2 separate regions of the Homo sapiens genome follow, and region 2 is linked to region 1. The links are chromatin loops, found by intact Hi-C in ENCODE. Cell type or tissue: CD4-positive, alpha-beta T cell. All regions are shown on one strand. Each heading gives the region's core, and the rest is flanking DNA. Links, peaks and the distances in the headings are about the cores only. Region 1 overlaps PRTFDC1 (phosphoribosyl transferase domain containing 1). Region 2 overlaps ENKUR (enkurin, TRPC channel interacting protein).

Evidence for each region. Hi-C counts contacts between places; a loop is a spot of excess contacts. Peaks named below come from ENCODE experiments on the same cell type or tissue, not always from the same donor. Only the 100,000 strongest peaks of a DNase experiment are listed, where the experiment ranks them.
Region 2: a loop joins it to region 1, with 2.5 times the contacts of the local background. A loop is called at or near these places in 10 of 110 quality-filtered maps.

Annotation. Positions count from the first base shown.
Region 1 is chr10:24,886,500-24,889,416 of GRCh38, forward strand. All of the region lies in intron 3 of PRTFDC1 (phosphoribosyl transferase domain containing 1), which reads right to left. Among named protein-coding and RNA genes, the nearest start is that of PRTFDC1, 65 kb to the right of the region's middle. RefSeq lists an enhancer at 1,130-1,339. In CD4-positive, alpha-beta T cell, for the core only: no CTCF peak of the experiment used is centred there; DNase peaks (open chromatin) are centred at 992 and 1,292; H3K4me3 peaks cover 1,033 bases; H3K27ac peaks cover 1,408 bases.
Region 2 is chr10:25,010,878-25,013,794 of GRCh38, forward strand. All of the region lies in intron 1 of ENKUR (enkurin, TRPC channel interacting protein), which reads right to left. It also overlaps a transcript of THNSL1 not described here. Among named protein-coding and RNA genes, the nearest start is that of ENKUR, 3.8 kb to the right of the region's middle. In CD4-positive, alpha-beta T cell, for the core only: no CTCF peak of the experiment used is centred there; no DNase peak of the experiment used is centred there.

The DNA of each region.
Region 1 (2,917 bases), core at 262-2,761:
CAATCTGCCTTTCAGTGTGACCTGCACTCTAGTGTGTTCCACTGTGCATGGATCACTTGTGCAGATTGTGATTCTGTATGTGTGGGGTGGGGCCTAAGAGTCTGTGTTTCTTTCTTTTTTTACCCCCTTACATTCGGGGTCTCATTATGTTGCCCAAGCTGGAGTGCAACGGTGCTATCATAGCTCACTGCAGCTTCGAATTCCTGGGCTCAAGAGATCCTCCTGCCTCAGTCTCCAGAGTAACTGGGATTGCAGGTGCGTGCCACCATGCCCAGCTAATTTTTTACACATTTCTAACCAGCTCCCAGGTGATGGGGGTGCTGCAGGTCCACAGGCCACCCTTTGAGTAGCCAGGGTCTATGTTCCACACACATCAACTTGTGGGCTAAATCTAGTGCGTATCCTGCATTTTACCATCTTTGTATTTTACATCTTTGTATCTTGTTAATACTCCTTCTTTTTTTTTTTTTTTTTTTTTTTTTGAGACGGAGTCTCGCTCTGTCGCCCAGGTCGGACTGCGGACTGCAGTGGCGCAATCTCGGCTCACTGCAAGCTCCGCTTCCCGGGTTCACGCCATTCTCCTGCCTCAGCCTCCCGAGTAGCTGGGACTACAGGCGCCCGCCACCGCGCCCGGCTAATTTTTTGTATTTTTAGTAGAGACGGGGTTTCACCTTGTTAGCCAGGATGGTCTCGATCTCCTGACCTCATGATCCACCCGCCTCGGCCTCCCAAAGTGCTGGGATTACAGGCGTGAGCCACCGCGCCCGGCCGTTAATACTCCTTCTAATAGGGTTTGGCCATGTCCCCACTCAAATCTCATCTTAAACTGTAGTTCTCATAATCCCCACGTGTCATGGGAGGGACCTGGTGGAGAATCATGGTGATTCAATTATCATGGAGAACAACCTCCATGTTGTTCTCATCATAGTGAGTTCTCACGAGATCTGATGGTTTTATAAGGGCTTCCCCCCTCTCCCTTCGCTCTGCACTTCTCCTTGCTGCCACCATGTGAAGAAGGATGTGTTCGCTTCCCCTTCTGCCATGACTGCAAGTTTCCTGAGGCCTCCCCAGCCCTGCAGAACTGTGAGTCAAACCTCTTTCCTTTATGAATTACCCAGTCTCGGTGTGTCCTTATAGCAGAATGAGAACGGACTAATATACCCTCTATCCAGCATGGCTCTCTGTCACATCTCTGCCTGTCAAAATCATAATCATGCTTAGATATCCAAATTAAGTTCCACTTTCATTATAAACTATCACCTGAACCTCACCCCACCACAACTGTAGGCCAGAAGTGATCTCTCCAGCCAACCCACTTCCTTTGCATGTAGCACCCGTTCAGGCAGCACTGGTTACTTCCTTGTTATATTAGCTACCCCTTGTTCACTGCATATGCATCTGTTCACTTCTGTGTTTTTAAATTTTAAATTTTTGTAGTTTTTGTAGAGACAGGGTCTCACTATATTGCTTAGGCTGGTCTCAAACTCTCGGGCTCAAGCAATCCTCCTGCTTCAGCCTCCTGAGTTACTGGGAATGACTAATTTTTGTATCTCTATAGAGACAGGGTCTTGCTGTGTCATCCAGGTTGGTCACAAACTTCTGGGCTCAAGTGGTCCTCATGCCTTGGCCTCCCAAAATGCTGGGATTACAGGCATGAGCCTCTGCACCAGGCCCACTTCTGCTGTTTTGAAAGCAGCTCGAGGATAGGGACTTTACACCTATCTCCTTAAAGATTCCTTAGTACTGAACAGGGCCTTGGACATAGAAAGGAACATGGTGTAGGACTCAAAGAGTGGCTCAGACCCTGCCCTGCCCCTGTCTTAAGCTCCCTGATGCTAGTCTTCTCTTCTAGAAAATGAGTTCAGTGACACCTACCCGTTTGGGTTGTTGTGAGGTTTAATTTAAATGTCATATGTAAAGTGCTTTACCCAATAGGCCCTTGATAAAATGTCTATTGGATTGAATTTGCCTCTTGTATTATCTGTAAAAGGGAAGGGAGCGGACATGGGAGTGAATTAAGGACAAAACCAGACCTGGCACCGAGTGTCTTAGCTTTTATTCCAATACGTTTTCCACTCTCCCAAGCTTTGCTGCCTTTTAATTCTATGAGTAGCTGTCATTCATGTAGCTAAAATTTGTTAGTGTTTACAGAAAAACACTAGAATGTTATTTACTGGGTTCACATTTTCTATACAAATCACTGACCAAAGTCAGATAGGGCTTAGAAAGAAAAGGTATCAATGTACCCTTAGGTCTTGGTAAGCCATAAAGTAACATAATATATAATATACATCAATAATGTGGTGGTATCTCTACATAACTCAACACAGCAAAACTTAAAAGCAGGCAATGGTTTCCAGATGCAATGTGGAAAAAGAAATTATTATGATCAGCTGGAATAATTGACTTAACCAGTTACTTTCTGGGAAACTGTGGCAAACTCATTTGATTTCTCATTTACTTCATCTGGAAAATGGAAATGCTGCTACCACCTGCCTGTTATGGTCTGAATGTTTGTTACCCCCCTCCCCGACCCTGCCCCAAATTCAGATGTTGAAATCGAATCACCATGATACTAGGAGGTGGGGACTTTGGGGGGTGATTAGGTCATGAAGGCTGAGCCCTTGTGAATTAGGATTAGTGCCTTTAGAAAAGAGACCCCAAAGAGCTTGCTTGCCCCTTCCACCAAGTGAGGACACAGCAAGAAGGCACCATCTATGGACATGAAAGTGGGACCTCGTCTATGGCCATACCACCTAGAACACGCCCGATCTCGTCTGCAAGTGGGCCCTCACCACACACTGAATCTGCCAGCGCCTTGATCTGGGAATTCCCAGACTCTAGAACCATGAGAAAGAAATTTCTGTTGTTTATAAGCCACCCAGTCTATGGTATTTTGTTACAGCAGCCCATACGG
Region 2 (2,917 bases), core at 165-2,664, 120 kb after region 1:
TATTGTGAATAGTGCCACAATAAACATACGTGTGCATGTGTCTTTATAGCAGCATGATTTATGGTCCTTTGGGTATATACCCAGTAATGGGATGGCTGGGTCAAATGGTATTTCTAGTTCTAGATCCCTGAGGAATCGCCACACTGACTTCCACAATGGTTGAACTAGTTTACAGTCCCACCAACAGTGTAAAAGTGTTCCTATTTCTCCACATCCTCTCCAGCACCTGTTGTTTCCTGACTTTTTAATGATTGCCATTCTAACTGGTGTGAGATGGTATCTCACTGTGGTTTTGATTTGCATTTCTCTGATGGCCAGTGATGATGACCATTTTTTCATCTGTCTTTTGGCTGCATAAATGTCTTCTTTTGAGAAGTGTCTGTTCATGTCCTTTGCCCACTTTTTGATGGGGTTGTTTGTTTTTTTCTTGTACATTTGTTTGAGTTCATTGTAGATTCTGGATATTAGCCCTTTGTCAGATGAGTAGGTTGCAAAAATTTTCTCCCATTCTGTAGGTTGCCTATTCACTCTGATGGTAGTTTCTTTTGCTGTGCAGAAGCTCTAGTTTAATTAGATACAAACCTGAGAAAAACAAGCAATAGGGAAAGGATTCCCTATTTAATAAATGGTGCTGGGAAAACTGGCTAGCCATATGTAGAAAGCTGAAAGTGGAACCCTTCCTTACACCTTATACAAAAATTAATTCAAGATGGATTAAAGACTTAAACGTTAGACCTGCAACCATAAAGACCCTAGAAGAAAACCTAGGCATTACCATTCAGGATATAGGCATGGGCAAGGTTTTCATGTCTAAAACACCAAAAGCAATGGCAACAAAAGCCAAAATTGACAAATGGCAACTTATGTTTAAAAGGAAGCAGAGCATAAAAGTTCAGAAAATTTGCAGCCCGATGATGCAATAGAAAAGAAAAACCAATTTTCTGAGGAGAAATTCAAGCCAGCTGCAGAAATTTGCATAAGGAGAAGCCAAATGTTAATAGCCAAAACAATGGGGAAAATGTCTCCAGAGCCTGTCAGAGGTCTCCACAGCAGCCCCTCCCATCACAGGCCCAGAGACCTAGGAGAAAAAATGGTTTCATGGGCTGGGCCCAGGGCCTTGCTGCTTTGTGCAATCTTGGGACTTGGTGCCCTGAGTCACAGCCATGGCTAAAAGGGGACAACGTAGAGCTCAGGCCATTGCTTCAGAGGGTGCGAGCCCCAAGCCTTGGTGGCTTCCACATGGTGTTGGGACTACGGGTGCACAGAAGTCAAGAATTGAGGTTTGGGAACCTCCACCTAGATTTCAAAGGTTGTATCAAAATGTCTGGATGTCTAGGCAAAGATGTGCTTCGGGGCAGAGCCCTCATGGAGAACCTCTGCTAGGGCAGTGTGGAAGGGAAATATGGGGTGGGAGCCCCCCACACAGAATTCCCACTGGGGCACTGCCTAGTGGAGCTGTGAGAAGAGGGCCACTGTTCTCCAGACCTCAGAATGGTAAATCCACTGAGAGCATGCACCATGCACCCAGAAAAGCTGCAGACACTCAATGCCCACCCATGAAAGCAGCCGGAATGGGGGCTGTACTGTGCCAGGTCACAGGGACAGAGCTGCCCAAGACCATAGGATCCCACCTCTTGCATCAGCGTGACCTGGATGTGAGACATGGAGTCAAAGGAGATCATTTTGGAACTTTAAGGTTTAATGACTGCCCTATTAGAATCTGGACTTGCAAGGGGCCTATAGCCCCTTTGTTTTGGCCAATTTCTGCTATTTCGAATGGTTATATTTACCCAATGCCTGGACCCCCATTGTATCTGGGAAGTACCTAACTTGCTTTTGATTTTATATGCTTGTAGGCAGAAGGGACTTGCCTGGTCTCAAATGAGACTTTGAACTGTGGACTTCTGAGTTAATGCTGAAATGAGTTAAGACTTTGGGGGACTGTTGGGAAGGTATGATTGGTTTTGAAATGTGAGGACATGAGATCTGGGAGGGGCTGGGGTAGAATGATATGGTTTGGCTGCATCCCCACGCAAATCTCACATTAAATTGATGAGATCCCATAATTCCCATATGTCATGGGAGGGATCTGGTGATAGGTAATTGAATCATGGGAGTGGGTCTTTCCTGTGCTGCTCTCATGATAGTGAATAAGTCTCATGAGATCTGATGGTTTTATAAAGGGGAGTTCCCCTGCACACACTCTCTTTCCTGCCACCATGTAAGATGTGACTTTGCTCCGCCTTTGCCTTCTGCCATGATTGTAAGGCTTCCTCAGCCATGTGAAACTGTGAGTCAATTAAACTTCTTTTGAAATATAAATTACCCAGTCTCGAGTATGTCTTTATTAGCAGCGTGAGAACAGACTAATATACTATGTTCTATGATAGATAAGAGATATAAAAGACATATTTATTAAATTTGCAAATGACACAAAAAGAATGGTTAACAGAATGTATAAAAGATTCAAATGCAAAACTATCTCCATAGATTAATGAGTTGAGATAAAAAAGAATCAGCTACATAATTAGAGGATGGGAGAGACCAACCTTAGTCAAAATCCATACAGGGTATTTTAGTGTGAGCCAATAGTTGGACATGACTGTCAAAATGCTTATGGAAGCTTAGGCTGAATGGATGAAAATATTGTGCCAAGAATTATGGAAAGGAGATAATGGTTTCATGGACTGTTCAGACCATAACTGGAATATTGCTTTAAACAAAATGGAAAGAGGGGATGACTGGAGATATTCAATAACTGCAGACATCAATAAAGGGTGATAGGCCAGGCGTGGTGGCTCACGCCTATAATCATAGCACTTTGGGAGGCAGAGGTGGGTGGATTACTGGAGGTCAGGAGGTCAAGACCAGCCTGGCCACCATGGTGAAACCCCATCCCTACTAAAAATACAAAATT